Regions from separate parts of the Mus musculus genome. Here all the other regions are linked to region 5. The links are chromatin loops, found by intact Hi-C in ENCODE. Cell type or tissue: gastrocnemius. All regions are shown on one strand. Region 1 overlaps Atp8a2 (ATPase, aminophospholipid transporter-like, class I, type 8A, member 2). Region 2 has its middle 12 kb from the start of Shisa2. Region 3 overlaps Atp8a2 (ATPase, aminophospholipid transporter-like, class I, type 8A, member 2). Region 4 has its middle 7.6 kb from the start of Cdadc1. Region 5 overlaps Atp8a2 (ATPase, aminophospholipid transporter-like, class I, type 8A, member 2). Region 6 overlaps Atp8a2 (ATPase, aminophospholipid transporter-like, class I, type 8A, member 2).

Region 1 (5,000 bases), 68 kb before region 5:
AAGGGATGCGCTGAAAACAGGGCACTGTAGATGGAAACACAAGGGTCTAGTTTTTAAAGGGATGGGTGAGGAGGAGTGAGAAGAAACGCCAGTTTCGGTTACAGGTTCTGATTCTTTTTAATGGATGCATCATTTTGCTGATGCCATTGCCTTCTGTAAGATTTCCTTGGAGTAACTGTGGTCATCTGCTTTGGACATTAAGAAACAGAAACAGCTTAGGTGATATTGCTAAGGACACCCAACCTCTAGAAGCTGAGAGAGGATGAAGGCTCCACCCGGAGCATGCTGTGGGTCAGACTGGCTGCAGGTGGGGGATACATTGCAGTAGGAAGAAGTGTGGGCAAAGCAACAGAGCGAACTGCTGGGGAGGAGAATATAGGTCATGTGTGCTTGAGCAGTGTGGTCCATGAGAGGGTCCGTGGGAATTGGGTCAACACTGGGGGTGGGTTAGGAAAAGAGGATGGACCTCAGGCAGCAGAAGTCACTGATTCTCAGCATGTGGGCTTGACCCTGATAACAAGTGGGTAAGAAAGAGTCTGTGCAGCAGTGGGGGAGAGGGTGTGGCTGGTGCTGGATGGGACAGGTCTAGGAATTGGTAATCTTCTTCACTAATTAAAAGAAACTGTACAAGGACCTTTGAGGTGTGTTGGGTCTCCCACCTTGTTGTTTGCAAGGGATGGCTCTGGTTACCGGAATGGTTACTGAAAGGGTTGACTGATTCAGTGTGCAACAGCACATGGGCAAATGTTCCTTTTCTGGCCCACTTGCAAACAGCCATGCAATGAGTCCTTACGGTGGGACAAGGCATACAGGCATCTGTCCATTTGGTAGAGATGGGTAAACTCTACTGTTGAAGCTTTACTTTGAAGAAAAAGCGATTGAGAAATGGACCTTGACATTTCTAGGCTGCATATGTTTTGACTTGTTATTAGACCTGGTCCTATAAGGCAAACAATGATGACCTTCCCTTCTTGTTTCTTCTTGTCTTTCTTTTTCTCTTCTATACTATTACAGTGACAGGAAAAGAATGTCTGTCATTGTCCGACTGCCATCAGGACAACTTCGACTCTACTGCAAGGGAGCCGTAAGTATCAGAGGTGCGGGGGCTCAGCCGACCCCTTGGAGGCTGCTTTGCCAATGCATTGCTTTCCAAACTGCTACTCACATATCCCTCATGGTCTGCCCAGAGCTGAAAGACAGTCCTAGCAAGCCACTAGGAACACAGGTTCAAGGTGAATTAGATAAGAGTGGGCAGTGACACAGAGTGACAAAGAGTGAGCTTTGGACACAGAATCCTTGGTGTAGCGATCTGGTTTTGCCACCATTGTCTGGTGTCTGTAAAGGTGATGGCACCCTAGTGATCTGTGATCATCCGTCTGTCCTCTGTGTTGCTGGTTCCCCAGCGGCTATTCTTCCTATAGAGACAAAGGTCATATTCACAAGTAGACTTATATGGCCAGTGTCCTAAGCCTGGCTTTTTCTCCAATATCTCTAATAATAAGCAGACTCCAAAGGTGTTATTGCTAAGGAAAGCTATTGCTGCTTATGGGTTATACAGTTGTAAAATTGTATCCCATTGTGTGGTGGCTCTGTGGGATGAAGGGACTAATTCTCAAACTTAATTTGAGACTACGCCAGGAGTAAGGTACTGAACCTGGATCGGTTCTGGTGAGTGGCAGAGTTTTCTCATCTCCATCGTCATGGTTACCTTAAATTATGATTGGGGCTTTTTGATGATAAACATTGTATGTCGCTTTTAAAGGAATTCCATTTGGCCCAACAAAAAGAATTCTACTTTTATGATAAGGCAGCTTTAGGCCTTATCATAAAGGCCACCGAGGTCATAGTGTCACAGAGCGACCTTGTTTGTAGGCTCTGTTGGTGTGTTGTGTGTTGTAGCTGCAGCAGCTGGAAGAGGAAGGCTTTGGAAGCAGGAGAGTGTAGGCAGGGAAACGCTGCTGGTGCCCACCGAGTTCTGTCCCAGCCTGCCCTCCTCCAACAAGATAGTTTAGTTTTTAAGAAAAGTGTCTTGAGATGCAGCTTTACATAGTGGGGTACCAGGAGCATACATGCACCCATTCCGGCTTGCCAGTGTGAGTGACAGGCTGTGCCAAACTGGGTGCTTCTCATCAAATGTGAGTCAAAACAAAAGCTCCAGGCCTGTGGTCACTTTGGTTGTGGGAACTTCCATATTGGAGGTTGTATCTGGATAACTTAGGGTATGCGGTTTATTCTTTTTACTTCTGCATAAAAATGTTACAGTGTGAGCATACTAATTTATAAAACAACAACAAATTAGCTGGGTATGGTGGCTCACATCTATAATTCCAGCACTTGGGAGGCAGAGGCAACAGATTTCCGTGGGCTCCAGTGAGATCCTGCCTCAAACAAATAACAGACAAATAACCAACAACTAAATCCATCAACAAACAAAAATTCCAAATCAGGGCTGATAAGATGACTCGGCAGCCAGGATGCTGCCAAGTCTGACCACATTGACTCAACCCTTAGGTGTATATGGTGGAAGGACAGAACTGACTCCTGCAGGCTGTCCTCTGGCCCCACGCTCTCTTGCTGTGACACATCACATTTTACACACACGCACGTGTGCACACATACACACACACACAATCAATAAATTAAGAATCCAAAACTTTCTCTTTTTTCCATATTTTTTATTGGGTATTTATTTCAATTACATTTCCAATGCTATCCCAAAAGTCCCCCACACGCTCCCCCACCCACTCCCCTATCCACCCACTCCCACTTCTTGGCCCTGGAGTTCCCCTGTACTGAGGCATATAAAGTTTGCACGACCAATGGGCCTCTCTTTCCACTGATGGCTGACTAGGCCATCTTCTGATTCATATGCAGCTAGAGACATGATCTCCAGGGGGGGGGGGTACTGGTTAGTTCATATTGTTGTTCCACCTATAGGGTTGCAGATCCCTTCAGCTCCTTGAGTACTTTCTCTAGCTCCTCCATTGGGAGCCCTGTGATCCATCAACTTTCTAAGCACTGCCATGGTACAGCATAAAGTTCGCAGCTGACCTCCTAGTGTGAGTCCCAGTCTAAATGTAGCCATGGGAAAGATAGAAAGTTACTTTCAGGCAGTGCGAACAGGTAGACAGGACGCATGAAATGTTTAGATTGAGCCCCGTCTCTGAGATACCACATCATAGGTATACACACCAACTCCAAAATCTTAAAATACCCCAAATCTGAAGCAGTTCCATGGGTGCTCAGCCTGTGCAAAGCCCAGGGTCTGAGTTTTGTAGATGTGTGTGCAAAGGTGGACACTCTAACTGCTTTGATCACGTCTCTGCTCTCAGAATCTTCCCCCCATTGTTGTTCCTTTTTTATTTTTATTTTTTAGATACATAGCAACTTTTGGTATTGCTATGTGCATCTTACAGAGCTCATGTTTGGCCCAACTGACAGCTCCACTCTGCCCAAGTCAAGTATTTTCCTGTTCATTACATAGACCCGAAAGAGAGCCTTGTTTATTTAGCGTGCCTGCTGGCAGACGTCCTCTGGGCTTTGCCAGTCTCAGTGGATGTCTCTCCCTTTCATAGGATAACGTCATCTTTGAAAGACTCTCAAAGGACTCAAAGTACATGGAGGAGACGCTATGCCATCTGGAATATTTTGCCACAGAAGGTGAGTGAAATTTTGAGATGCTGCCTTGGATCCTGCCGGTGAGATGTCGTGTGCCCGTGGCTGCTGCTCGGGTGGGAGGCGAGCCTTCGGACAGAGGCGTGCGTCTCATAGGACTGACTTGCGTACCCAGACTGGTTTTACAGCTGCTTTCCTTTGTCCCCTCCCACAGCCCGTGACAGTGAGGAAGGAAATGGCAGAGTCCAAACTCAGTTGCCTGTGTTAGACTCTGCCATGTCATAGGTGTCTCTAAAACAGAAGGCAGCCAACCCACAACAATTAGAGTCACAGTTGTCCCTTTCCCCAGATACTCTAGGGGTCATTTCGATGACCTCGTGCTATCACTTGTCCAGGACTTAAGCAGATACCAATCCCCCTGTTCACAGTGAGCAGGGAAGGAACTCTCTGGAAGCCTTTGGATCACGGTGATGTCATCTTTTCCTGGTAGTGAATGTGATGACGAGTGTGTAAGTGCTGACTGCTGCTCTCTCACGGTGGTATGCTTCCGTGTCTAGACACACATGCACGCATGTGAGGGCATGGCTGCCTGAGAGCCAGGCTCTTCCATAACACAACACAATAGGCACTTTATTGATGTCCTGAAATGTGCTCCCTGGCTCCTTCGCTTTCCGACCGCCTGTGGTCCACGCACACATGAGCCACACAGATTCTGTACCTCTCTGCAGTGGGGAATTTACTCGTGGGATCTCATGCACTCCTACATTTACGGGAAGGGCAGTTTGTGTTAGTTTATATGGAGGCATGGGGGAGAGTGTGAGATACTCTTCTCAATGCTACAGCAAGGCACTTGGCGAAGGCTTCCCGAGAAAGAGGGGGTTTATTTTGTCTGGGAGATTGAGGGCACAGTCTATCAATGGTGGGGAGGCATGGTGACAGGAGATGGGGACAGCTTGTTCGAGTTGCAGCTTGGGAAACAGAGTGAGGTGAAGGCTGACTCACACATCTCTCTGCTTCTTATTCAGGGTGGGACATAGGACATAGCCCTTGGAGAGGGGCCACTTATAGTCTGAATGGGCATTCCCACCTGGACCTAGAAACACCCTCCGAGACATGCCCAGATATCGTTTTACTAGACGACTCTACAGCTTATCAAGCTAGCAATCACTATTAACAATTGCAGTAGGCAACTTAAAAGTTTCCCTTTGTCGCTCTGTGAATGTTAAGTTACAGGAACCCAAGAAGCAGGTGGCCTCTTTAATTTTTGAACACACGGACACAAAAGAAGCTGTGTGATAGTGATGTCCCTTAGCCGATGGTGTGCCCCACCACTGACCCGTGACTGTCTTGCAGGCCTGCGGACTCTGTGCGTGGCCTACGCAGAC
Region 2 (5,000 bases), 330 kb after region 5:
ATTAAGATATATATTGTAAATATACATATCTTTGATATAAAGAGGTTTATGATATATGATATATCTTTAGTTATTTTATTCCCGGAAGTGGGTCAATTTATGCTAGAAAATATGAGGTGACAAAGAAAACATGGGGTGGGGGCGATGGAAACCAGCAAGAGATAGACTGAGATGATTATCATTGTGCACAGAGAAACTCATGAACGTGCCATGAAGACGTCGTCTGGAAGTGCAGCTCAGTGAGTGGAGAGCTTATCTACTGTGTGAGATTTGGTCCCCAGCCTGTATAGCAAAACCAAACTAAACAAGCCTCACCTTGCTGGTGCCGAGTGAACACAAGGTGTAATTACTGCAGTTGATAGGACCAGACTAGTTACATGCTCAAGATTTCTCACTGGTATCCCACCAATAAATCTATTACAAGAATGTTTAGGTAAATTAGTAAATATGACTCATTTATGCCTAGGACACTGAGCCAGCTTGCAAACTTTCTCAAGCAAGCAAACATTTTATACTTGATAAGCTATGACCTCTGTCACATACATCCAGTGGTATTTGAGTGGAAGTTTTGGCAATGCATGCATGTTTTATTACTATTTTTGGTTCACACTTGGAATAATAATAATAATAAAAGAATAGAAACTCCGAGAATAATGGGCAAGTGTTTTATCCGTGAGGATCGACATAGCCATTTGGTGCTTCTCATGGCAGGCAGGCAGGCAGGCAGGGAGAAGGAAAGTAGCCTCCTGTCAGTGTTAGTTTACCTGTAGACATCGTGGAATTATATCACACATTCAAAAGTCATCCACAGTCACTTTCCGACATAGGCAATTTACATTTATAGACTGGGTCAAGCAAATTGTACAGTTTAAGTGAGCATTGAATGAGGAGAACATAAATATGTTGGGGGCCAATAAATGGTCATATTTATGGACTGCAGTAAAACCTCTGTCTTTCTCTACTTGGAGAATTCAGCCGTGCAGGCTGAATTGCATACAGTGGTCATGATATTTAGTACTGAAACTGCAGGAAAGAAAACACTGAAACTGAACGTCTAAATGCCTTGTTGCCAGTTTAGATGCACTTGAGTGCTCGATCCTGAATGGGAGCACGGGCACAGAGGTACTAAGCACAAAACACATCAATAATATAAAGCAAAACAAACCCAGAGAGCAAACCACTGCCCAGCTAAGCATTTCCAGAATGCAAGCTTAACTGAATTTTTGAGAAAATACTATCTACCAGGCAATGGTGGCACACTCCCTTAATCCCAGCTCCTCATCTAGATAGTGAGCTTCAAGAGAGCCAGGGCTACACAGAGAAACCCTGTCTTGAAAAAAAAACAGAGAGAGAGAGAGAAGGAGAAAGAGAGAAGCAGAGACAGACAGAGATGCAGAGAGATACACAGAGACAGAGTGAGACACAGAGATACAGAGAGAGACAAACAGACATACAGAGACAGAGAGAAAATCTATGTGCAGCTTGATAGAAAGAGAAATCAGGCTTTAGAATAATTTTTTACAAGTGAGTAACCAGTTCCACAGGACAGAATTCCATTCTGTTTTATTCACTGCATCAGGTCCTGGCTGTAGACCTGGAAGTGAAACAGAAGATCTGACCTTGAATTGCTATAAAATCTAAATGTAAGCTGGATGTGGTGGTGTGCACCTGTAGTCCCAGCTACTCGGGAGGTTGAGTGTAACAGGAAGATTGCTTGAGCTCGGGAGTTAAGAGCCCAGCCTGGGCTGGAGAGATGGCTCAGTGGTTAAGAGCACGGACTGCTCTTCCAAAGGTCCTAAGTTCAAATCCCAGCAACCACATGGTGGCTCACAACCATCTGTAATGAGATCTGACTCCCTCTTCTAGGGTGTCTGAAGTCAGTTACAGTGTACTTATATATAATAATAAGTAAATCTTATTAAAAAAAAAAAAAGAGGCCAGCCTGGGCTAACATGGTAAGACTATCTCAAATGCAAAGCAAAGGCCAATCAGAATGCTTGGTTAGTTTCTGCCCCTCCCACTCAGGACATCTGAGCTCTAGTCACAGGGCAGAGTACAGAGGCAGGCTGACATCCCAGCCGTGTCACATCCTCTTCAGCTTTCCATAGTCTGTAAGAGAGCACCGTCTCTCTATGGAGATAAATACAGCATTCATTGCCGTGTTTTAAATCAGAAAAGACTCTGGGACTCTTGCGATAAAGAAAACTTGCATTCAGATAATCCGTGCTCACCAACGTTCTTGACTCCTTCCTCGATGCTAACTACAGATCAACTCCAGATCTCTGTTGAGAATTATGCTCCCTGTTTCCTGCCCCTCAGGAAGTGGGTCCAAGAGGTCTGACTTTACCAAATAACAAATTCATGCTGGGTCCGACTGACCAAAGCAAATGAGGAATTTTTTTTTCCTTTCTTACACATAATTTCAAACTTAAGAAAAAGTTGCAATAATACGAAGAACGAATACAAAAGTCTCCTGACTGCCCCACTTCCAGTTCACCAACTGATGGTACCATTCACAACTGTCTGGGTCCTGTTCACACTGTGACTCATAGAAACGGTTTAGCCCTGCCCCTTCTGATTCGTAAACCCTGTCATTTAGACTAAGGAGCCAGCATTACTGGTTGCACGTGTTTGACAGGCTGGAACCAAAGCCCGTTCTTCAGTCTCAGTTGCTGATTTATGCTTTTTCTCTGTTTTCAACAAATTATTAAATCTAAATCATATGCTGTTAAAACACGGCTTTGGTAGCCTATTCCAAGTGCTAAATTGAAGAATAAAATTCCAGGTCTTTCAGAACAGGGAAAAATATATGAAAGTCATAAAAAAAAAAAAAAAAAAAAAAAGAGCTCCAGATTTCCCACTCTGGGCTCTTGCGCGCCCTCTCCTGGCTGAAAACAATACCTGACACTGTTGAGCACAGCAATTGCTACAGTCAACAGTGCAAGTCTCCGTGGCACATACAACCCATTTAAACAAATAAGAGCCCGAGAAGCGACCAGAGAGTAAGAGGAGAGGCTGCCGCTGTATTGCTCTCCTCTGTGCTCTTTTGTGGGAATAATCTTCTCCACCTGACTTCAGGCCAGGTGGTCGGTCACGTGTTAGGATCAGAACACATGCACGTTGGGTACGAGACAAGGAGAACCTGATTCTCGTGATTTACTTTAAATCCTAAGTCAACTTTCTCCAAACGGGATCTAGGCTCTTTAAAGGAAAGAACTTACTCCAATATATTTCATAGAGATGTTATCAATGCATCATCTATAGAGTGCACATTTTCTTGTTGGGTGAATTCAGTATGATGAATGGTTTATATGGGATTCATGCTAAATAAATAGATTTTTAGCTGTTCTTGCAAGCAGATAGGCAAAATGACTAATTATGTAAAGTAAATACAATTTGTTCACTATAGTAACCTATGAACTGAATGTATGCATCTTTTAGCATCAAAGTTTATGCCTTAAATATGCATAATACTTAAAAAAATGTAGCCAAGAAGAGAGGAAGAGTCATCAGTGTATCTACTTTTATTTAGCATGAAGAACCTTGCTGGTTATGTATAATCCAAAATACAAATATTATAGTAATAATAAGAAACAATGGCAGGAGGATTCTGTGGTGGTTTGACTGAGATGCTGCGATAGTCTCAGACATTTGAACACTTGGTCCCTAGCGAATGGTGCTGTTTGAGAGGTTTAGGAAGTGTGACCTTGTTGAAGGAAGTGTGTCCCAGTAGCTGGGCTTTGAGAAGTTAAAGGCTCTTGTCATTTCAAATTTGCTCTCTCTGCTTCCTGCTAGTTGTTCAGGATGTGAGCCTTCAGCTTCCTGCCTACCATGCCTTTGCTCTACCATCATGGACTCTGACCCTCTGGGACTATAAGCCCAAATAAACCCTTATCTATAAGTAGTCTGGCTTGTGGTTTTTATCACAGCAACAGAAAAGTATCGAATACAGATCCTAAATTTGAGGGCAGCCTGAGATATGTAGTATATATACTACTGTCTCGGAACTAAGCTTTTTGAACCCAAACTTAATCACATAGCTCTAAAATTGTCACTTTTTAGTTTGCTACTAAAATATACTTGCAGAAATACGATGCTTATTTAAAATTCTAATATTCCAGATCCAGCATGGCCTATAATGATTATCTACTTTCTATTCAACTCAATACTTATTCGCTTCATTTTTAATCACCATCCTAAATATTTCTCTCAATTCCAGCAGTGGAGAACAAGGCCTTTGGGAAACTGCTGTGGGTTAAATAGCATCATAGCACGCATGTGCAAGAGGTGTGGCAATCTCTGTGGTGCTGATGCTGTGGTGCTGAGGGTGTGCACACAGTGAAAGATGGTGGTTCTGAACAGCTGGAGCAGCAAGGCACCAAGGTAACCTTTCTAATTACACTCAGCTCTAATCCCCAGACACTGGGATCTTTTGATTTTTGCACAGTTACCTCCTACATTTACACTCGGCTCTGCCTACCCAAGAACCCCAGGGGTAAGCAACAATCTACTATTATAACTAGTCCTGACCAAGGCAGAAGTGGCCAAAAAAGGGGAGGCGGTTATCAGCCACTTATCAAAGGCCTGATGTGGACTGCACATCTACATCCACTGACTTTTATCCCATCAAACGCCACAGTGGAGCTTAAGGATACCAGGGCTCCATTCTGTTTGGGTTGAATGTTGAGACCTTGCTGTTTATCTTTAGCCTCAGCTTTGGCAGTGGATGGAATGATATTTTTGTTATTTCTGAGTGTGTGTATGATTGACGTGTCCTCTGCTTGCATGAGTTTGCACTGTAGCTAATTCCATAACATCAGAAATAAAATGTTTGGATTTGTTAACCTTTAAGTACAGCATTAAGTTTCAAATAAAGACAAGCGTTCGGCATGAAGTTCAGAGTCAAAGTTCTCCTTTATGTCTATAGTAGTTGAGATCAGATGAAACATGAGTTCATATTTATTATCACAAGACTCTGATTGGCATCAAAGTCATTAATT
Region 3 (5,000 bases), 180 kb after region 5:
CTGAATTAAAATAATATGGGGTAATTTCATGTCAATCCTACATGCGAATGGCTTCCTGGTCCCTCAGACCCTAAACACCCCCAAAGCAAAGCTTCTGCTTCTCCTTATATTCCTCTCTGCTCGGCACCATCCTCCCCCATCGTACTTGCTTAAGGCCCTTAGCTACCTTTCCCCTTCTCCCCTACCACCCTCATCGGAGCAGCCTGAGCTGCCTTTTGCTAGAGTGTTCATAGCAATGCTCTTTCCACCGCACACGGGTATCTATAGGGAGTGTCAAAGAAGAAGCAGTTGAGTTTGTGTTTGCTACCAAGGACAGTGACTGCTGTGACATCTGAGCCTGGACTTGGGATACTGCATTCTGTGTGGTTTGTTTCCACAAAAGTGTATCTGAAAACTGAAACTCACACCAGCATTTCTCCTATGAGAAATTCTTCATTGTGGTGGTACCAAGTAGGGGTTACTAAAAGACAGCCAGATGTTCAGCTAGTCTGACTTGGGGATTCACCTAAACAGGCTAAAACTTCATTAGCCATCACAGTCAAAATCCTTAAGTGTAGGAAAACACTAACAAGCCTCACCAAAATGGCTTTGATCTAAAAAACAGAAAAAGGAAACAAAGAATATATATATCCACCCAAATAACATCTGAAAAGGCTAAATGGAGAACCAGGTTAAGAAAGCTGGAGGGAGTCAGCTGGGGTAATAAATACAACTATAATCCCAGAGCTCAGGAAACTGAGGCAAGAGGGGTTAGAAATTTCAGGGCAGCCTGGGCTTCATAGTAAAACCCTGTCACAAAATTAAAAGGAAGTGGTAAGTAGCTTCCAGAGAAAGAGAGAGAGAGACCAAGGCCTGTGGCCTGGGATGCCCATGGGGCAGAGGGATGCAGATAACAAGATAATCCAAAAGTCAAATTTAACTATGTATATAACAATTCATAACCTGTCAGTGTCTAAAGCAATTTGAAATCATCTTTATTTTTGCTCCAAGGAAATCCAATAGCTAGTCTATAGTACTGGCTCTTGACAAACTTGCTTTTCATAAACTGGCCAAATATCCCATCATATCAAAACATGTATCATGTATTCCCCCAAGATGCTTTTAGGCCAGGAACAACCAAAGAGGAAGTGGGGGGGGGGGGAAGGTGCTCAACACTCTCTCATCATATTGATGGAAATAGTGGCACCTTCAATTTGAGCAAATAAATTACTAGCACTACGGGAAGTTCCCGATCCATCATCCTTGCAGGGAGGCCTTTCTGGGGGCTGGAGGATGGCAGATACATTTGGTGTTGGCTGCATGGTTTAGGTTCTTTCTAGAACATGTTTAGGTCCACTCCTATTCATCTGCTGTAAGACTCTGCAGTGAGGAAATGGGCCCCTGAGGTTCCCTTTCTGTTTCTCGGAGTTTCTGCTAAGGACAAAGTAATCACCTATCTTTCCCTGCCCCAAACGATCCAGCAGAACTTAATCTTTCCAACAGAAGCAGCCAACTTTCCCAGCAAAGGAATCTGCAGCTTTTGTGGTTTGGGTAAAAAGGTGGTTCGTTTTACTGGGACCTTGATGAAATATGTTTTATGATAAATTCAATCTTTCCTCAAAAAAAAAAAAAATCCCCAAATCTACTTCTCTGGTCAGAATGCAACATGAAAGCAGTTTCTATTAAAGCAGCCAACGGCTGACTCTGTGTGGACCTAGGCAAACAGTCTTGGGTCCAAGGTTAGGAATTTTATTGCTGGAGGTACTACGTGTGTCTGTACTCTGGAAGAGCAAAGTCCAACACACTGGCGGCGGGTTTCCCTTTTAACTCACTTTTCCTTTGGTTATTTTAGAAGGAATTTTCCCCCCTTCCCCTTTCTAATCCCTTTCTACACTTGGTAGAATGTGGACGGAAGGGTTGCTGCCAGGAACAAGTAGCAGAGGAATAGTGTGTCAATACCCAGGACAACCGCTGGCTTCGTCACACAGACTGCAGACGGGGTTACTTGAGCCCTGAACCTGGCATAGCACACAGGAAATTCCTCGTTGGTCTGCCCAGGGCAATAAACAGACCTCCTGCATCTAACCACATCCACACTGAAGTTTCTCATGTGGGGTTACTTTAGCTTTCTGTGTAAAAGTTAAGGGTCCCAGCATTGCCGTTCCGCGCTCCCTGTAGCCCCTCAGCTTTGGAATTTGTGTTTAGGAGTGGATGTGGCTTGTGGTTTGGCGTTTCTCTGTTCTATAGGCCGTCAATAAAGGTAGATGGGGGGTAAACACATCACCTGTAGGGAGGGGGAGAGATGCTGATGATGTTCATTTGGTCTTCTAGACCATGGGTTCCTCTCCCACCCACTACAGATTAGGAATTGTCGGAGTAAGGAAGCAGTTCCAGCTGTGACTACACACTGCTTCTCCCCCGTTGTTCTACCCTAAGCAATTCAGCGCAGCATATATTTACGTATTCAGCACAGCATATATTTACGTAGCATCTGTGTTCCATTAGGAACTTGAAGTCACCTACACTGACCTGAATAAACCAAAGGATGCGGGTGGGTTCCGTGGAAATCACATGGCCTACTTTCTGAGCAGCACAGCCTGCCTGAGCCCGCTTCAGGAAGGCCACCAGGGAAAGTGTGAGGAGCAGAGAAGGAAAGAGTGAGCGGGGAAGGACATCACATGTCTGAGTCAAATTATGCTCATTAATTGAATTTGCGTCAGGAATGTGTGTAAATAAACGCTGGCAGCTGCAGAGCTGTGTGTCCTGCAGGGTGCAGGCGGGACACAGGACCAGAGGACAGGGGAGCCTGATGCTTCTGCGGATGCTGCTGCCCACCATGGGATGGTATTATCATTATCGCATTAGGGGGCTTCAAGTGCAGAGCCACTTCCTGAGCCAAGTGGAAGCAGAGAGGCCGCCCTTGTGCCCATAAAATCTTCATTATTTGAAGAGATTAAGCTTCCATGACAGCCCTTTCCTCTGGGAGGAGGGGAATCACCACAGATCTGAGTTCCTGGGTTAATGAACATAGGACAGTGCCTTGTCGTCCCCAACCTGGCACCATTTCCAGACAGACAACCTGTTCACAGCCATGCTCCCAGGCATAAATTCAGGAGAAAATAGGCTGAGAACATTAACTTCTGTCAGGGGAGGACAAGCTCAGAGTGTCTTGAGACTGAAACATTCAGATAGGTTTGATTTGGGGCAGTTCTCGTTCACAGACTGTTTTGGGGAGTTGCCGATCATCACCAACTAACATTTAAGAATCTCCATGTAGCATCCCGAGAAAAGACACTTGCTTGACCCTTAGAAGATGGCTCTTGCCATCCGGAGACTTTCAGATGTTCCGCAAATACTGTTTACAGTAAAGATTTAACTGTTTCCCAACTTAATTAGCCATAGATCCTTTGTACCTACACACTGATGGAGTGGCAAATGGAAAGAGTCAGCTGCGTCTTTTAAGTAGTCTGGAATTTCTTTGTGCCTGGGAGTGGGGGTCACCAGGATGATGATAATGATGATGATGGGGGGGGGGGCAATGATGGCTGCAGTGGTGGCTAGCCAAAGGTACATTTACTGTGTGCTTCATATATTTAATCTGCACCATAATTTCTATTCCATATAAGAAATTATATTGTGGAAATTAAGGCATATGTTCACGGTCATGAAACCTGGAGAGGAGTTGGGATTTGCCTTCTGACACGTTTCAGGACCCTAACAACAGGCAGCAATCCCCAGCAATATCTCCTCTTTGGGGCACTACAGTTATGCCCGCCCACTCCACTTGCCTCACCCCTCCCGTGCACCAGTGCCAACAGCATCGTTTCATTATGGAAAACTGATTTAACAAATATCACTGTGTTCACTACAGGATGGCATAGTAAGGGATTATAGATGAGGCCAAGCAGAGATGAACCCCACTCGGTGAGCAGCAAGTTACCCCTCCCAAGTTCCGGCAGGCCATTTTCTCCATCTCTGTGAACTGCACTGGTGCTGCGCCTTTCCTATGTGTAGTGGAAGACTGGTGCTTGTCATGTGGCTGCCTCCCAGCATCTTCAGAAGGCTTGAAAACCATCCTCTGTGGGTGTCTCCAGGCAGGACTAAAGAAATGCCAGCACTGTGGGCTTCTGAACACCATGGAAGGCAGAGCAGCACCAAGCCCTGGTGCTCTGGCCTTCTTTAGTAGACGTACCGCTTGTGGTTTAGGAGAGCACACACAAGGCCTAGCTGAGGACAATGGGAAGCAGAGTGAGGTCCCCTCCTGGGTGCAGGACATAGAACCCGTAGCCCTGTAGACATTAGATACCTACCTCTCCACCTAGTCACAGCCCCAGCCCGTGTCAGGCTAGCTTCTAGGTCCTTTTTCCCATTTTACACAGGTTTCTCTCTTTGTAAGAAGGGGAGACCCTGGGTCCATGGGATGAGACTGCGGCTCTTTCTGGAGCATCCACCCAGCCTGTGCTCAATCATGGTCTCTTGTGAGGACACCCTGGAAGAATGGTTAGTGAAAGGGCACAGACCTTTCGCTCTTGCCTTGCACAAGAGTCTACCCTTAGGAGGGCTGGTGGCCTTCAGTAGCCAGTAGAAGCAGAAGTTGGATCCAACTCTGCCTTCTCCATCAGAGTGACAGCTGAAGGAGTTCATTTTGCCCTCTCAGAAGTGGTGTGTGTGTGTGTGTGTGTGTGTGTGTGTGTGTGTGAGAGAGAGAGATTACCTTGTGTATATAGATGCATATGCATGAGGAGTCCAAGGTTAAGTGTCTTCTCAATTGTTCTCCACCAATTTTAAGACATGACATTTCACCAAACATGGCACTTACTGGTTCAACTAGGCTGGCTCGTCAGCCAGCTCCAAGAAGCCTCCTCTTGCAGTGTCCCAGCATTGGGAATACAGCTACTCATTATTGTTCTGGGCTTTTTCTCTAATCTATGACCGCTCTCCTCTCTTGATTTACCTCTTTTGTCTTCTGCTTTCTGTCTGCCCCTGTCATTCTCTCCTATCCTCCCATGCACAGAGACTGA
Region 4 (5,000 bases), 340 kb after region 5:
GTACAAGAGAGCAGCATCTTCATGGGCGCTTCAGGACCACCAGCAACAAGAGCAGATGCCAGGTCTCACTCTAAACGCCCTCCATCAGATCCCTGCAGCCAGGGTTTGGCAATCTGGTGCAGGAGAGGGTGGTTGTTTGAGGACAGAGGGTTGACTGATGCTGGTGATGGAAGCCAGGACCTCTGCATGTTAAGCACATATTCCATACCCCCTCCACTGAGCACTACAGCCTCAGCCCCAGCAATGTGTTCTCCCCTCCCCCTCCTCCTCCCCCTCCTCCTCCCCCTTCCCCTCCCCTCTCCCTCTCCCCCTCTCCCTCTCTTCCCTCTCCCTCTCTCCCTCTCTCCCTCTCTCCCTCTCCCCCTTTCCCTCCCTCTCCCCCTCTCCCTCCTCCTCCCCCTCCCTGCACCCTCTGGCCTGGAACTCACTATGTTGGTCAGGCTACCTTCATCTCAAACCTATCCTCTTACCTCAGCTTCCCTAGCACCGAGCTTACAGTGTGAGCCGCCACAGCCAGCTGTGGTGTGTTTTAACCCTTTCTGGATTATGGTGCTTCCCCAGCTTGGGATGGGGTAGGAGAAAGCTTGCCTGCTTTATCCATGTGCAAGCTAGGTTTGGGTTTCTGACCAAAAAGGCTCTTGTAGAAGCTCTTAAGGTCAGGTTTCCTTGTTCCTGGATCAGTTTGTCCAAAGTGACATTGTGGGTTGAGGAGCAGCAAAGCCTGAGAAAAGCAGCCAGCCTCTGAGCTCGGCCTGCCTGCAGCCATCTTGTCACCACCACGGGCTGTGAGGCAGAACCTCTACTTCCTTCAGAACTGTGGTTGCCCTGATGAGGTCAGAGTGCTTGCCCTGTGCAAAATAGCTCCCAGCAAAGAGCTTCGCCTCCAGTTGTGAAATTGATTAGTGGCTTTAAAATCCCTGAAGAGTGCCCACCAGCAATTGTACTATTTTAAAACTGGATAGGAAAAGTGTGTGTGTGTGTGTGTGTGTGTGTGTGTGTGTGTGTGTGTGTGTGTAGTTTTACCCCAACCTTAAGGAGTAACACACACAGGGAAGAAATATGCAAAGGACCATGATATCATCTTACTTTCTATGTTAGATTATTTTGTTGTTGTTCAAATAGGCTGAGCTTTAGAAAGTTCATTGCTATAAACTTCTGTCAATATCAAGAAATGTAATCTGGCATGTGTTTGTGAGATGGTAGAGGCTGGAGATGAAACCTGCCTTGCAGCCTCTGGGGAAACAAGCCCTTTGCTAGCTCCTTGGCTTGGGTGAGCATCCTCTCACATTCTGGAACAGTCTGAGAGATACTGGATGAACTCGGAAGTGCAGAATGCACTGTTTAATCCTCTTATGTTTAACTCTCCATAAGAATGAATTTTAAAGATCCAGGTAAAACCTGCCCGTCATCACTGCCCAAGGACACCATGCCATCAGAAAGATGCAGCTCAGGCTCACACTACTAGTGTGCTCATAGATTTATTTATCCAGCGGTTACTTGTTGAGCTAGACATGGTGCTGGTTACCGTGGGGATGTAGGGACATTGGCCTATAGGAAGGAACACGTGGAGATTTAAATGTGATGTGGTAAGCAGGTAGGATGCAAACCCCTTTCCTCCATCTCAGGGTCACAGCCAGGGTCAAGCCTATAAGGAAAGACAGGAGAAAGAAAAGAAAAGAAAGGAAGAGAAGAGAAGAGAAGAGAAGAGAAGAGAGAGAGAAAGGAAGGAAGAAGAAAAAAGAGAGAGAGAGAGAGAGAAGCAAAGCACAACAAATAACCCTCAGCAAAGAGTATAAGAAGTGAGAACCTTCAGAGTGCACTGACCCAGAAGTGCACTCAGTCCCATACTTAGATCAGATAGTGAGTAGACCACCCTGCAGGGGTGTGGCTAGACGGGCATATCAGTTAATGGCCAGGGGCTGAGTGGGGCCCATTCCTCTGCTGATTCTTCAAGTCCTCTGCCAGGCTTTCCTTCCTCTGATATCATGGAAATGTGAACATCTCTGGAATTGCTTACAGCCAATGCAGAACCAATGAGATATTTACATAATGCAAGAGAACTGTCAAGATCCACCACGGAAGGGACCTACCCTAGGGCAACATAGGGACGTTACAGGCGGGAGGGCCTTAAGCACAGCATTAGGAACAAGTGTGCACACCTCACTGCATCAGCAAGACTAGCTAGAAACAAAGCCTCTGCTGCCCCCTGGTGTCTACATCCTGACCTGAGTGTTTCAAAGTCTGAATAATTTGATTTTTAAAAATTCCTATAATTTTCTTTAACCCAAAGCACTTACCACCACTGTTAATGCATTTAATTCCCCATCATTATCGTGAAGGACTCTGTTGGTGATATTATAATTCAGATATCTAAGTGTAGAGCTGGCATTTGCTGGTGGCGTGTCACTAAACTGATGATAGCTGTAAAATGATCCTAATTGAGGAGCTAAGAGGGGCTAAAGAACATGACCATGGTGCAGCTGATTGGACGTGTGACGTCATCTTCTGACATAGTTATTGAGAAGGAGCAGGGGTAAGCAATGAGTATCCATAAAGAGCCATAGACGTCAGAAAACCCACAGCAGAGATAAACAAAGAGACCACAGCCAGGAGAGAAAACACTGGAAACCTGAGAGCGGTTACTATATGGGAAGCCTAAATGCAGGGTAGACAATAAGAGGAAGAGAAGTGTGAAGAGAGGATGTCTGTGGTTGCCACACTTTAGTTCAGATCTAAGACACACAGTGGGACTTACATGCCTCAGCATATTTCCTGAAAGAAAAATCTTATTTCAGAGAAGTAATTGATCTGTCCAAACAACTGGTGACAAGTGACTTTTATACCTCTACACTAACCTGATACGTGAGACGCTTCTGGAATTTGGTAGTTTTTTTAAAAAATTAGCTAAACTCTAAAGACCGTGAAAAATGTAAAAGTGGACAGCAGATTTAGGGGGAAATATGTTCTTGGATGAATATAGATTTTGGTGGGAAGGGGAAATAGAACACATGGTATAATGAATTTGTTTGCTCATGCTGCATTGAAAGACAAATTGCCACATCCTCAAGTCCTGAGCCAGAGCCCTGCTATGGTGGCTGGTGCATTACATATCAGCAAATGCTTGTTTTGTACTAACTAGTCAATAACTCTCTCTCACGAGAGTCTCTGGTCAGCCAACTGCTTATGCCTGGAGAGTTCATTCAGAGTTCTGTAAGAGTTCTCTGTGGTCCAACTCTCCTACTGTTCCTTCCCCACAACAAAAGGCATTTCCAGCATTTCCTGGGTCTACATTTTTCTCCAAAGAATTATCATCAAAGATCACCAGGCTCTGTTTCAGAGAGCAACCTACTGTGTGCTCAAAACCGTTGCAAGGTTTAAGGGCTCACAGCATCTTACTTGTCAAGCTACCGTAAGGTAATTCAATTATATCCAAGGAAGAAGACAACTTCTCTTTATTGAGCACTGTCTTGTTTTACCTTACATGAATCCGACACTTGGGAATAGTAAACATTTCAGGCCTACACTTCTTGTTCAATGTTCTTTGGCTCCAAGGAGATTTTATCGTCTGGTGGTGCTGGGAATAGAGCCAGTGGCCTTGAGAGTGCTAAGCAAGCATTCTGCTTCTGAGATACATTCCTGGCCCAGGGAGTATTTTCAAAATGCATGTGCCTCTGCCCTTGTGTCAGAGGGTAATGACAAACAGTTAGGCTTGTATTCCCCAAGAATCAAAAGTGTGTGAACTATGCCTAGCTCTTAAGCTACATTAGGGGACTAAACCAAGGATTCATTTCTGGGCTTCTGGGAACAAAAAACAATCACTGTAGTCTCAGCACCAGTAGAGGGCAGCATGCCCTATACCAACCTAATTCACAAACTTCACTTCTGTGACCCAATGTCTTACTCAGTCCTGAAGTGTTCAGGGTCAAGCGCTCGCTCACATTAGCAGGTAAGAACTGCAAACAGTTATACCCCTAATAGAGCACTGACTTCTCATAGAGGATCACCCTAGATGGTACAATTTTTAAAAATTCACTTTGCAGGTAATTTTATAAGCTAAGTTTCTGAGAAACACATTTGCACAACATGGTTATCTATGCATGAAGTTGAGCTGTCACATTTTAAATCACACCCAATTTGTGGTCTTCTAAATACATGGGAATCTGTGATGGACTAAAGTGTCCTGAAAGTGTCATGCCTGTGATGGAGATTTTGCAGCCTGACCTACAGAAACCTGTGCTTGTGGGAGGCTGAATGTTGTAGACCTGGAGCCTGGGCTATCTCCGGCTATCATTGATTCCCTCAATAGACATTTGTTACCCATCTTAGTCAAAAGACACAACATCCTTCTGATTTTCAGGTAAAAACGTTGGAATGTATTACGTAGACACTATCTTCCACTAGCCTGAAAGTTAAGAATGTCATGACACAGTGTCTAAAACCTACAGCAGACATCCCCTGCTTTGCTATAACCTGCCTACCTGATGACCCACCCCAAAATTCAGCAAATGATTTTGATTTATGTCGTTCTTTTAATCTGTGATCGTGTAATACAAATTCATGTAATCACTTCTAAAGTGGAATATGTCATGAGTCCCAGTCTGCATTGCTGGGAGAGATAGCCACTCATATACGGCACAGAATCAGCCTTATACTCCCTTTGGAAGCACCTGGCTTTGTCTACAAGCAAGAACTACCAGTTTACCCATTCTTGGTTCTGTGTTAGAAACAACTGAGCATGCTCCATTTGAATCATTAAAACACCTGGTGGGTTATATGCGCTGAGAGATACACGGGCACATACACACACATACATGCACGCGCACACGCACTCACTCACCCACGAAGGCATACATATACACAATTTGGCTAGTACATGTCAGAATTACCTGGAGAGCTGCTTGATAGATCCAGGTTTGGAGCATGAAGGAGATGAGTCCAAGCGTACTGTATCAGACACGTGTCTAGTGGAAAAGGCTCACTAGTACGCACAGAGCTGCTGC
Region 5 (5,000 bases):
TCTAGAGTTGATGACTGGAGAACTTGCCACAGTTAATAGTAGTTATTCTTTCGTTTAATCTTTCTAACACTTTTAATTCTTAGAGCGTAGGGATCGGGTGAACCACAGAATTCTGATCATAAAACACATGTGTGCTGGTCTGCAGTGAATATTCCTTATGTTTCTTGTAGTTAACCTGTGACAGAAAAAGGGGATGCTCTGAAACCAAGGTGGTCACTGTGAAGGGAGTTCAGGAGGGACTGGGCCAAGGTGGTCACTGTTGACTGACACTAGGATGGAATCATTGGTGTTAAGTGCCTTTTTAGTCTGATGGTTTATATACAGAGAATGTGGATCGAAACATTAGATTGTTGACTGTAGGTTTAAAAGTGTAGAAATGACAGGGATCTGGGGATTAGGACGGTTTTCAATATCCGTGAAACTCAGAGGGGTCGGACAGGGAAGCCAAAGTGAGAGAAAATTGGTTACAAAACACATTTTTAAAAACAAGATAGGAAGCGTTAAAGAGGGCAGAAGTGGAAGCGGCTTTATGCCTGAGCCTCTTATACATGAACATACCAACTGTGTAGCTTTTGTGGGCCGAAATGTTTGTGTTCCATGGAAGACAGAACTTTGTAAATGGAGTTGTTGCAGGCTCTGGCCCGGAATGAGGCTTTAATCAAATGGCTGGTGACTTTATCACGGGAAGAAGAGACACTGAGGACGATTGCCAAGGTTGCCACATGATGACAGGCAGGGATTGATGCTGGCTGAAGCTGCACATGTGCCAATGATCACGCAAAGTGGGAAGGAGGCTCTAGAAGCAGTGGCTTTCAGTGGTTCTCACCCAGTGGGCCATGGCCTCTTGGTGAGGGATGGATGGAAAGACCCTGTCATGGGGGTCTCTTAAGACCATTGGAAAATAGATGTTTACCTTACAATTCACAACAGTAGCAAAATTACAGTCATGAAGTAGCAACAAAAATAATTTTATGGTTGGGGGGGTCACCACAACATGAGGACTGTTTTAAAGGGTTGCAGCCATTAGGAAGGTTGAGAACCACAACCCTAGAGGAATCACAGCTACAATGATGCCTTGAATCCCACATTAACATTAAGATCTATGAGGGAATAACTCTCTCTTGCTCCAAGCCACTTAGTCTGTAGCATTTGGTTATGGCATCCCTGGCTTAAAAATCAAAAAACACAAACAAAAAACAAAACAAAGCTTACCTGTGGCACAAGGCAAGAGGAAGTAAAAGCCATGGGGAACATGGTCTGACTCATCAACAACATGGGAGTTCAGAGATTGGTGTGAAAAGGCTGAGGGAAGGAGGCAGGGGCAGAGCTCGGGACCTCAGACTTCTCCAAAGTCTCTTCATCCCGGTCGCATTGAATGAGTCCCAGCCCGCTCTGCACTTGCCGCGAAGGTGCCGTCTGCTTTCATAGTTTGGTGCACATCGGTGAAGCATAGCTGTCCGTTCCTGGCATTTGAGTTTAGAGGATGCTTCGTCTGGGCATTTGTTTGTTTCGGGAAGAAAGCGAAAGAGTCTAAGTGGGGCTGAGTGTTTCCTGATGAAGCAATCTAAGGGACTCCCACTCTCTGCCTCAACAATTCCCACTGCAGAAAAATCAAGTAAACAGCCCCCTCAGAACATCCCTCTGAAGGAAGGAAGCAAGTAGTATTGAAGTGACTGCTTCACAAGAAATCTGGGAATCCAAGACTGCCTTTCTGGAGAGAAGAGCCATTGATTGCTGGGGAACTATGTGTGGAGGGAGGAAAATGACAAAGAACAAGAAAGAGAAAGACAAAGACAAAGAGCAGAAAACGAAAAGGAATCTGTGTCTAATAATCCAGGCGTGACAGTACTGAAGATTTAGGGTAGCCCAGGGCTACTCACCATGGCTCATCCCCTTTCTCTCCCAGAACTTCGGACACTGTGTTATGAAAGTGAGTGTCATTTGTTATCCTGAGAGCCTGCACTCGAAAATGAATTTAGGGTGGATTTCAAGAGCGGTTTTTCTCATACCGAGAACAGAATTACGTCTTTGCATGCTCCCTCCCCCGGTCTCTAAGCTTTCTAAGCTTACAGTTCTTCCAGAGATCGGCAGGCACATATTGCAGGTGACAGCTTGGACTGTATATCCTGCAGGCTCTATCCCTGCAGAGCCAGGGCAGTAGCCTTCTCCCTTCAGTTCTTGCTAAAAGATAAAATAAAGTCAGCCAGCAGGGGCCGCTCTGTGCACCCATTGGTGTGAGGTGCAGGAACAGTGGCTTGCTGCTGGTGGAGCCTGTGTGAACATGTGGACTGGTTTGTTTCCACCTTCAGAGGAAGCATTTGTGTCTTCTCTTTGTACCTCCCTGAGGAGACACCTACGAAAACAGCAAACAGCTCCCTGAAAACTCCTTCAAAACTTTATTTGCCCAAGAAGTGTGAAAATGGTGACCTTAGATATTAAGAGAAAAACCCAAACCTCTGTGGCTTGTTCCGTGTGTGTGTGTGTGTGTGTGTGTGTGTGTGTGTGTGTGCATGTATAACTTCTAAATGAAGGGGAAGTAGACGAAGACCTCAGGCTGGCTGCCTTTGGAACTGACAGGGATAGGTCCCCACTGAGTGGCAGTGTTGGAATGTGATCCTGGCCCCAGAGAACAGTCTGGTCTTGGGCCAATGTGTGGAAGAATTAAAAAAAAAAAAAAAAAAAAAAAAAAAGAGGCAGAATGGTTGTGTATCGGTTTCAGTGCATGGCTAGCTGGAGAAAAGCAAAATTAATGACTATTGCTTTTTTTAAAAGGAGATTATTTCCTCATTAGTAGGAGCTGTGTGAGAGAGAAAGGAGAGAGGGGGAGGAGGAAGAAAGGGAAGGGGAGAGAGAGGAAGGAGAGGGGAAGGGGAGAGGAAAAAAGGAGAGAGGGGGAATGGGAGGGGAGGGGGAGAGGAGAGGAGAGGAGAGGAGAGGAGAGGAGAGGAGAGGAGAGAAGAGAAGAGAAGAGAAGAGAAGAGAAGAGAAGAGAAGAGAAGAGAAGAGAAGAGAAGAGAAGAGAAGAGAAGAGAAGAGAGAGGAGAGAGGAGGGAAAGGAGAGAGGGGGCTGGTTTGGCTCCCTCTGTGGGCTTTATGATCAACTGGACTCTTCCAACCCCTCTGCAAACTTTCTCATTTCTGGATAATGCTAAGCAAGGAATGAGATCCTCTTCCACGCCTGTGCTGGGAGCCCAGGCATCTTCCAGAGGAGAGGCTGCAGCAGCCCTGCACACTCTGCCAATTGCTTTTATTAGTCATGTTGCTGCTCTGACTGGCCGCTGTCTGTCAGGAACACTGGAGTCATTCCCCCCACCTTCTATTTGCCTCCCAGTGTTCTCTTGCTGGTGACACATTGCTGGCACTTGAGTGGGATTTTCTGTTCCCTTCCTTCAGAAAGCTGCTGACATTGAATGTGTCAGGCCCAGTGACAGAGTCACAGCTTGAGACCTTGAACTTCTTGAACTCTGAACTAAGCTGTGGTCGTCTTTCCCTGATGGACCTGCCCCAAGAACTCACACATGTGGCATATTAAGGCATCCTTCCTTAGGCCAGTTATTTAGGACTCGTTATGAAGCAGGGCAACCTTGGGGTTGCAGCTCATGAATGGCTGTGGGGAAAGCCAGAAAGTCCCCTTATACTGATTCCATGGCTAGTTGGAACTTTCTTCTATGCCTTCCAGCCTTTGGTTTTCAAGGAGAAATTTTCCATGCAATTAGAGATTCTGTGGTCATTTGCCTTACAAGGTTGAAAATATGTTTAAAAAATGATTTTTATGAACAAGTAAATGTGAAATGGACTCTAAAAATTTCATTTGATAGAACACAGAATAAAGGGCCATAGAGGAAAATGATTTGGTAGCTTGCTGTTGTAAGTATTTCATATGTATATAAGCACACACTTGCGTCACAGTATTCTGCTAATGGTGCATAGGATGAGATGGATGAGCAGATAATTTAAAAGGAAGAGGGCTGTATTAGCCTATTAATCTCTGGCATGAGGCTGAAGCATTCAAGATGGAGTTCTGGCTGAGTGGCTTGCTGTGGTCCCCATGTCAGCTGACTCTCTGGACAGCTATTGATTTTCTTGGTTGTATGTGCCATAGACATACAAAGTCTCCAATGCTTGGCTTGGTAGTTAGAGGGCCACAGCTCTGCTGGGTTTCATGTGCATGTATGTGTGTGCACACACATCTGTGGGCTTACTCATCGTTTCAAGCTGTGCAACTGTGGTTTGCTCATCAGTAGAGCCGTGACATGAAGACTGGTAGATAAAGAGTTCCCACCTCAGCGGAGCTGCCTAGTGCCATTAATCTCCTCTAGCCCAGACAGGAGAGGGAGCAAATGCGGATTGCAGATGGCAGCTTCTGTGGACATGTGTTGAAATGTTCAGAATTCTGAGAGAATGTGACCTGTCCCATCCTTTCCTTTGTCCCTGATCATGTCTGGCTTTGTGTCTGATTGAGGACCAGCAGGTCATACTTAGCCTGGTCTGTTCAGATGGCGCCAGGTGAGGCAGGTGGTCTGCAAGCAAGTTCATGCTCTTTAATGTCTCGGCCACACCCTTATTTCTTGCCTGGTGTACTGGCTCATTTGCTGTGGACTATGCCAAGTGCCATGGTTCTTCTCCAAGACAAAACAGAACTTTTAGTAGGTTTATACCCGCTTTTGTTTCTCCAACTGTCTCACAGTGATTTAAAACAGCAAAGTGTTTCAAAGGCTTGAGAGGCCCAAAAGCCCTCTGCTCAGGACATCATTAACTCATTGGCCTTGAGGCTGAGGAGTCAATATTAATGACTGAGTTCAGCAGACCGGGTAGGCTGTGCACTGTGAGTTTGCTGTGTGGGACACCTGAGTACTGGAGACTTTGTGCCACCATGCTCTGACTCTCTGGAAACGTGTTCTGAGGTCTCCCCTATTGCCTAAATGTGGCTGAATTACCATGGGCTTTGGAACAGACTGAAAAGTACCTTCCTTTCACACATGTGGCTCTTTCAATGGAAA
Region 6 (5,000 bases), 220 kb after region 5:
TAAATACAGGCGAGGAAATGGGGACTTTGCTCTCAGAAATACTAACAGTGTGACAGGGGACAGAGAGATGATAGTGCGGTACTTTTCACACAACTCATCTTCAAAGTGCCTTTGAACCAGCCCTCCCCCCCCCCCCCACTCTGCTCTGGCTGGGCTCCTCTGCACCCTTCACAGGGGCAGAACACAACTAAAAGAGAAGATTGGCTCACTGTCCCAGCCCTCCAGCCTTCCTTTCTGAGAGGTCTTCTTTCCCTGAGAGGGGAAGTGTTCAGGGAGAAAGGTTGTAGCCACACTGGCACTTGGGCTGAGCATCTGGCTGGATGTGCATTCATAGGGCTGCATCCCTGTGTATGACTCAACCCTCTGCTTATTTCCCCTGTGTCATGCAGTGCCAGAGGTAACATCACTTGTCTCTATGGTTACTGTAAAATGTACAACCAGCATTGGAGACATGCTACCCAACAAAGACAGAGGAGACCTTAGAGAGACCTTTGCTTTTATGAGAGGAAATTAAACCTAAGAAATGTGACAGAGTGCTCTGTGGCCACCATAACTCCACAATAACATGCCTAAGCCAGCCCCCAGTTTATCCAGCTCTAGAAACTGTTTTAAACGTGAATAATGGACAGCCGTCTCTTATCATTACTATGTTTGTGAATTAATTGCTTCTTCTCTTTCTGACCATCCCTGGTTACCGGTAATTTGTCTACACTGATATTTTGTAATGTATTTCTTTTTAAACTTTTGTATGTTTGGTGTATATATGTTTATGTGTACCATAGTGCACATGTGGATATCATATGACAACCTTGGGTGTCAGTCCTCTCTTCCTCCCCCATGTTTAAGACTCTCTTCTTCGTTGCTGGGTGCCCTGGCAGAACAAGATAGTATGGGGTAGTGTGAGCTGGGTACTGGCACAGGTATACTGCTCATGTGAACAGTGTACATAATAATAAACAACAAGAGACACCGTCTGAAACATGAAAGGTGAGGACTGACACCCGTGCCTGCTCTTTGACCTCATGTGTGCTGTGTCAGGTGTGCCCCGATAGCTACCTTGCAGACTCTCAGGGATTTTCCTGTTCTCTGCATCCCATCTTACTATAGGAGCAGTGGGTGACAGATGTGTGCTGTTGTGTGTGACTCGTGGCTCCTTATGCTTGTGTGGCAAGTGCTTTGTCACCCACTGAGCCGTGTCTACCACCCTCTGTACTTCCTATATTAGATTACCCTAGGACAAAGTCTTAAGTCATATATTGGACACTTGGCGAGTTCAGTGCTTGGGATGCATATTTCCTTCCCTTTTGTTTATTTGTTTGTTTTGTCCTGAGCATCTATGTCTTTCCTATCCATTCAGTTGTTCTCACACCCAAATCCTTTAATCTCACTTTTCCCCCTTAATACAAGAAAGGATTCATAGGGACTGACCTAACCACTCTCCCCTGGTGTAACCTCCCTTGGTAGATAGAGCCCTAGAAACTCTGAACTTGTCTTCTGGTCTTCTCTCCTGGTCCAGAGTGATGGCACATCTGTCCTGGCTGTTGCCATGGATACAGTTAAGCATAATGATGCTATTGTAGTTTCCTTTTCTTTCAATTTTATGCCCCCCACCATAGTGACTCTATAGGGCTCAGGCTGAATAGTTTACTGGTAGAATATGTGCCTAGCATATACATGGCCCTGGGTTCAGTTCCCAGTACTGAGAGCACCACAAGACAAATAGCTAAAAAAGAAAGACCTCCTAAGTCTGCAATGGACCAGTTCAACTTACAGATCAGATAACCGAGTTCCCAGTTGATAACTAGATGACTGAGGACTAGTTGAAGACAAATATGTCAGCAGCTGTTTTATGCTGGTTATATCTACTCACACAGTAACCCTGAAGTGTCTTTTTCTTACAGCCAGTGCTTTTTGAAGAAACAGAGTGAGAACTTTACGTCAAGGTCACATAACTGATGAGATGCAAAAAGCTGGTTGACTGTAGGACCTGGCCACTATACCATGTGACTAGTTAGACTAGACTAGATTGCTCTTGGTAATGTGTTATAATACGCAGAATCAACTGGTAGTGATCGTAATTATAATTCATATAAATATAGTTTCATAAATAAACACTAATGCAGACTTAAACAATTTTCTAGAAAATTCTATCATGAGGTTTAAAAAGAACAGAGTTGTCACTGTGCTAATAATACTTCAAGAAAGATATCTTTCTGTTTCCCCATTAAATAAAAAATACTTTCTTTACATATTGCTTAAAGTAACAGATATAAACATACAAGGGAAAAAAACTTTTAATTCTAAACTTTCATAATACTAGAAAATACATTTTTGTCTTTGAATATTCTAAGCCCCAAAAGGCTGTTGTCTGCAAAGAGAGAAGATGAGCGTAAATAAGAGATTTTTTTTCATTTGAAGAGAATGATTATCTTCAGAGGGACATGTGCTTTTAAATCAGTGGGGATATCTTTTATGAAGTGGAGGTTCTGGCCAAACTCATAAATAAACTGGAAGTGTGTGCCAGGTTAGCAGCTGGTCAGAAGGCAGGGACAGCAGAGGGAGCATCCCCAGAGCCCTGGAGTAGAAACCAGATATTTCAGGATGCTGAAGACAGGAGATGTCCCTAGGGGAACATCAGTTCCTGAAATAGGATAGGAGGGAGCAGGATTTGCAACAGGAAACACGCAGGCCAAAATGCTATCATCGGAGATTACACAGCAAATGCTTCTTGATATTTGAGAGTCTAGTCATGTGGTTGTTCTTCTCTATTTTGTCCCGCCGAGAGCCAGGTCTGTAGCATGTCAGGGGAAAGGCCAAGGTGCATCAGTGCAAAATGTATCTCCTACCCAGGCACCTAAAAGCTCCTGGTCCAGAAGACCCACTTGGAAGGTAAGGAACAGAAGGTCACATGCTAAAAGAGGACAGTAACTTACCTTAAGGAAAAATGATGGCACGTGCACACATTTATGCTTCTCCCACACACGTGCACACAGTCAGGCTGACATGAGAACATGATTAGGGGTTCATTTGATTGGTAGTTATCTCCCATCCCTCTCAGCAGACCATCCAAAGCTGTACTAAATTCTTAAATGTTGATCAGGACCCTGTATCTGGGTCTCATAAATGAATATGGGGAACACACACAAAGGTGCCTCTGCAGTGCCCTTGCATGTTGCATCCTATGGACGCAGCCTTGGTGTTGAATGCAAACCATGTGTACCTTGAACTGTGTGAGCTATCTCACCAAACAATGTCAACAAATGCTACCTCGAACACCTAGGTTCAACTTCGAGAATATTCTATTTATGAATTATGACATACATTTGAAGTTTTCTGCTCTGGTAAAAACATAATGGTGTAATTACCAAAAACAAATAATAAAACAAAACAAAAACCAAAGTCCTTTAGTGTTTTTCTACCATTATTCCTTAGCATCAAAGTATCATATTGTGTCTGGTTTATCATGTGATAGACAAGCAAGCGCATCCAGCATACAAATTCACCATTGTCTCTAGTAAATGGTAAATTTATACATACTACAAAGAATTTTTCAAATGAGCTTTTATGACTTATCATTGGTAAATGTTTGACTTTCATATCCATTTTATATACCTGCATGTTTGGGGTCACATAAACATTTCTCAGGCACAAAGGTATCCCAAGAAGAAAGAATTTCAGAAGGCCTCCTCTCAACAAGTGCCTTAGCATTTCATTTAGCTTTGTTTGGATCCCACTTGGAACATGATTATTGTTCCAGAGGACAGGTTACTGTATGATTCCCTGTGACTACTTTAAATTGATGTTCCATTATAATCTTAAGAAGGAATTGCTTTTTAATTGTATAAGCCTTATTTTTTTTAAAACTTGCAAATTAAAAGCATCAGACACCAACAATAAGGAGACCCAATAAATGAATTACTGAAGTCAACTGCTGCCTTTGCAGACACCCAGGAGAAGGTTAACAGTAGGAAAGGGTCTAAGTGTTCACCCTGGCAAGTCTGCTGACATGCACGATTGCCATGGGAGAGTTAATAACATTTAATGAATCAGAAAGCAGAAGACTGTCTGATCACAGATCATTTCAGAACACTAAATCCTGTCTGGAAGGATGAAGCGCACATTTAAAGGATGTGGTTATCATTCCATTGTAAAATGATCTGTGTTCCTTTCACTGAAAGGCTCAGGTGAGCTTTAGGAAGATGCAGGTGAGAGGAGAGTGGTTCCTGTTGGCCTGGGAGAGGCACAGTCAGGGTCTTAGCCAAGACACTTGGCGTATGGCAAGAGGCCTGTCCTCCTCTTGTCTTCAGGTTGACTCTAAACCTGCAGCTGAGGGGTGGGAGGTGGGGGCTGCGCGTCTCTCAAGAGTGAACTGTGGAATTGGGAGCTGTGATGTTTCAGGGCCTCTAATTCCTGCTAGATATAAAATTTACATTTGGTTAATTGCATTATATCTTATATACATGCATACACACACACACTCAAGAAACACAATTATCCTTCAGTGTCTGTAGGGCATACCCTGGAGATTACTTACAACATCTAATATGGTGTAAAGATCCTACATGTCATTCTTATGCCCTATAGATCATCATATGCCATATAAGTTATGACAGAAAAAAATTGGTATGCATTCAGTACAGAGAAAACTGATTAAGTAATATTGTTCATTCATAGTCAGCTGAATCTATGGACAAAGAACACATGAACAGAGGGGCAGCTATAAGTCTAATGTCATTCATTTGTGTGTGTGTGTGTGTGTTTGTGTGTGTGTGTGTGTGAATAACATATATTCTCATATATGTATATATGTTTATGAGACATAGAGAAAGGGCAGAAATACCTCCAAGTGTATTCATAAAGGTGGGCACTTCATGACGCTGTGCCCTTAGGACATCTTGATCCTTGATGATGGCCTTTGAGTGAGCCTAAGGGCTCAGAGCTTTGGCCCTGATGACAGCAGTCCTAAAGTAGCATCCCCACACTTAGTGTGTTCTCAGCAA

Evidence for each region. Peaks named below come from ENCODE experiments on the same cell type or tissue, not always from the same donor. Only the 100,000 strongest peaks of a DNase experiment are listed, where the experiment ranks them.
Region 1: it touches region 5 in a loop (5-fold over the local background); 4 of 42 quality-filtered maps call a loop at or near these places.
Region 2: a loop joins it to region 5, with 8 times the contacts of the local background. A loop is called at or near these places in 32 of 42 quality-filtered maps.
Region 3: a loop joins it to region 5, with 2.7 times the contacts of the local background. A loop is called at or near these places in 2 of 42 quality-filtered maps.
Region 4: it touches region 5 in a loop (5-fold over the local background); 31 of 42 quality-filtered maps call a loop at or near these places.
Region 6: it touches region 5 in a loop (3-fold over the local background); 3 of 42 quality-filtered maps call a loop at or near these places.

Annotation. Positions count from the first base shown.
Region 1 is chr14:60,008,463-60,013,462 of GRCm38, reverse strand. It overlaps Atp8a2 (ATPase, aminophospholipid transporter-like, class I, type 8A, member 2), which reads left to right. Exons shown (of 36, transcript NM_015803.3): 19 at 1,015-1,084; 20 at 3,576-3,660; 21 at 4,969-5,000. Among named protein-coding and RNA genes, the nearest start is that of Atp8a2, 76 kb to the left of the region's middle. In gastrocnemius, no CTCF peak of the experiment used is centred here; no DNase peak of the experiment used is centred here.
Region 2 is chr14:59,611,014-59,616,013 of GRCm38, reverse strand. No RefSeq gene overlaps it. Among named protein-coding and RNA genes, the nearest start is that of Shisa2, 12 kb to the left of the region's middle. In gastrocnemius, a CTCF peak has its summit at 2,901 (motif pointing left); a DNase peak (open chromatin) is centred at 2,885.
Region 3 is chr14:59,757,056-59,762,055 of GRCm38, reverse strand. All of the region lies in intron 32 of Atp8a2 (ATPase, aminophospholipid transporter-like, class I, type 8A, member 2), which reads left to right. Among named protein-coding and RNA genes, the nearest start is that of Shisa2, 130 kb to the right of the region's middle. In gastrocnemius, a CTCF peak has its summit at 1,948; no DNase peak of the experiment used is centred here; H3K4me3 peaks cover 394 bases; H3K27ac peaks cover 606 bases.
Region 4 is chr14:59,603,041-59,608,040 of GRCm38, reverse strand. No RefSeq gene overlaps it. Among named protein-coding and RNA genes, the nearest start is that of Cdadc1, 7.6 kb to the right of the region's middle. In gastrocnemius, CTCF peaks have their summits at 2,217 (motif pointing left) and 3,829 (motif pointing right); DNase peaks (open chromatin) are centred at 2,194 and 3,849.
Region 5 is chr14:59,940,639-59,945,638 of GRCm38, reverse strand. All of the region lies in intron 23 of Atp8a2 (ATPase, aminophospholipid transporter-like, class I, type 8A, member 2), which reads left to right. Among named protein-coding and RNA genes, the nearest start is that of Atp8a2, 140 kb to the left of the region's middle. In gastrocnemius, a CTCF peak has its summit at 2,221 (motif pointing right); DNase peaks (open chromatin) are centred at 2,205 and 2,569; H3K27ac peaks cover 618 bases.
Region 6 is chr14:59,724,843-59,729,842 of GRCm38, reverse strand. All of the region lies in intron 32 of Atp8a2 (ATPase, aminophospholipid transporter-like, class I, type 8A, member 2), which reads left to right. Among named protein-coding and RNA genes, the nearest start is that of Shisa2, 100 kb to the right of the region's middle. In gastrocnemius, a CTCF peak has its summit at 2,548 (motif pointing right); a DNase peak (open chromatin) is centred at 2,550; H3K27ac peaks cover 894 bases.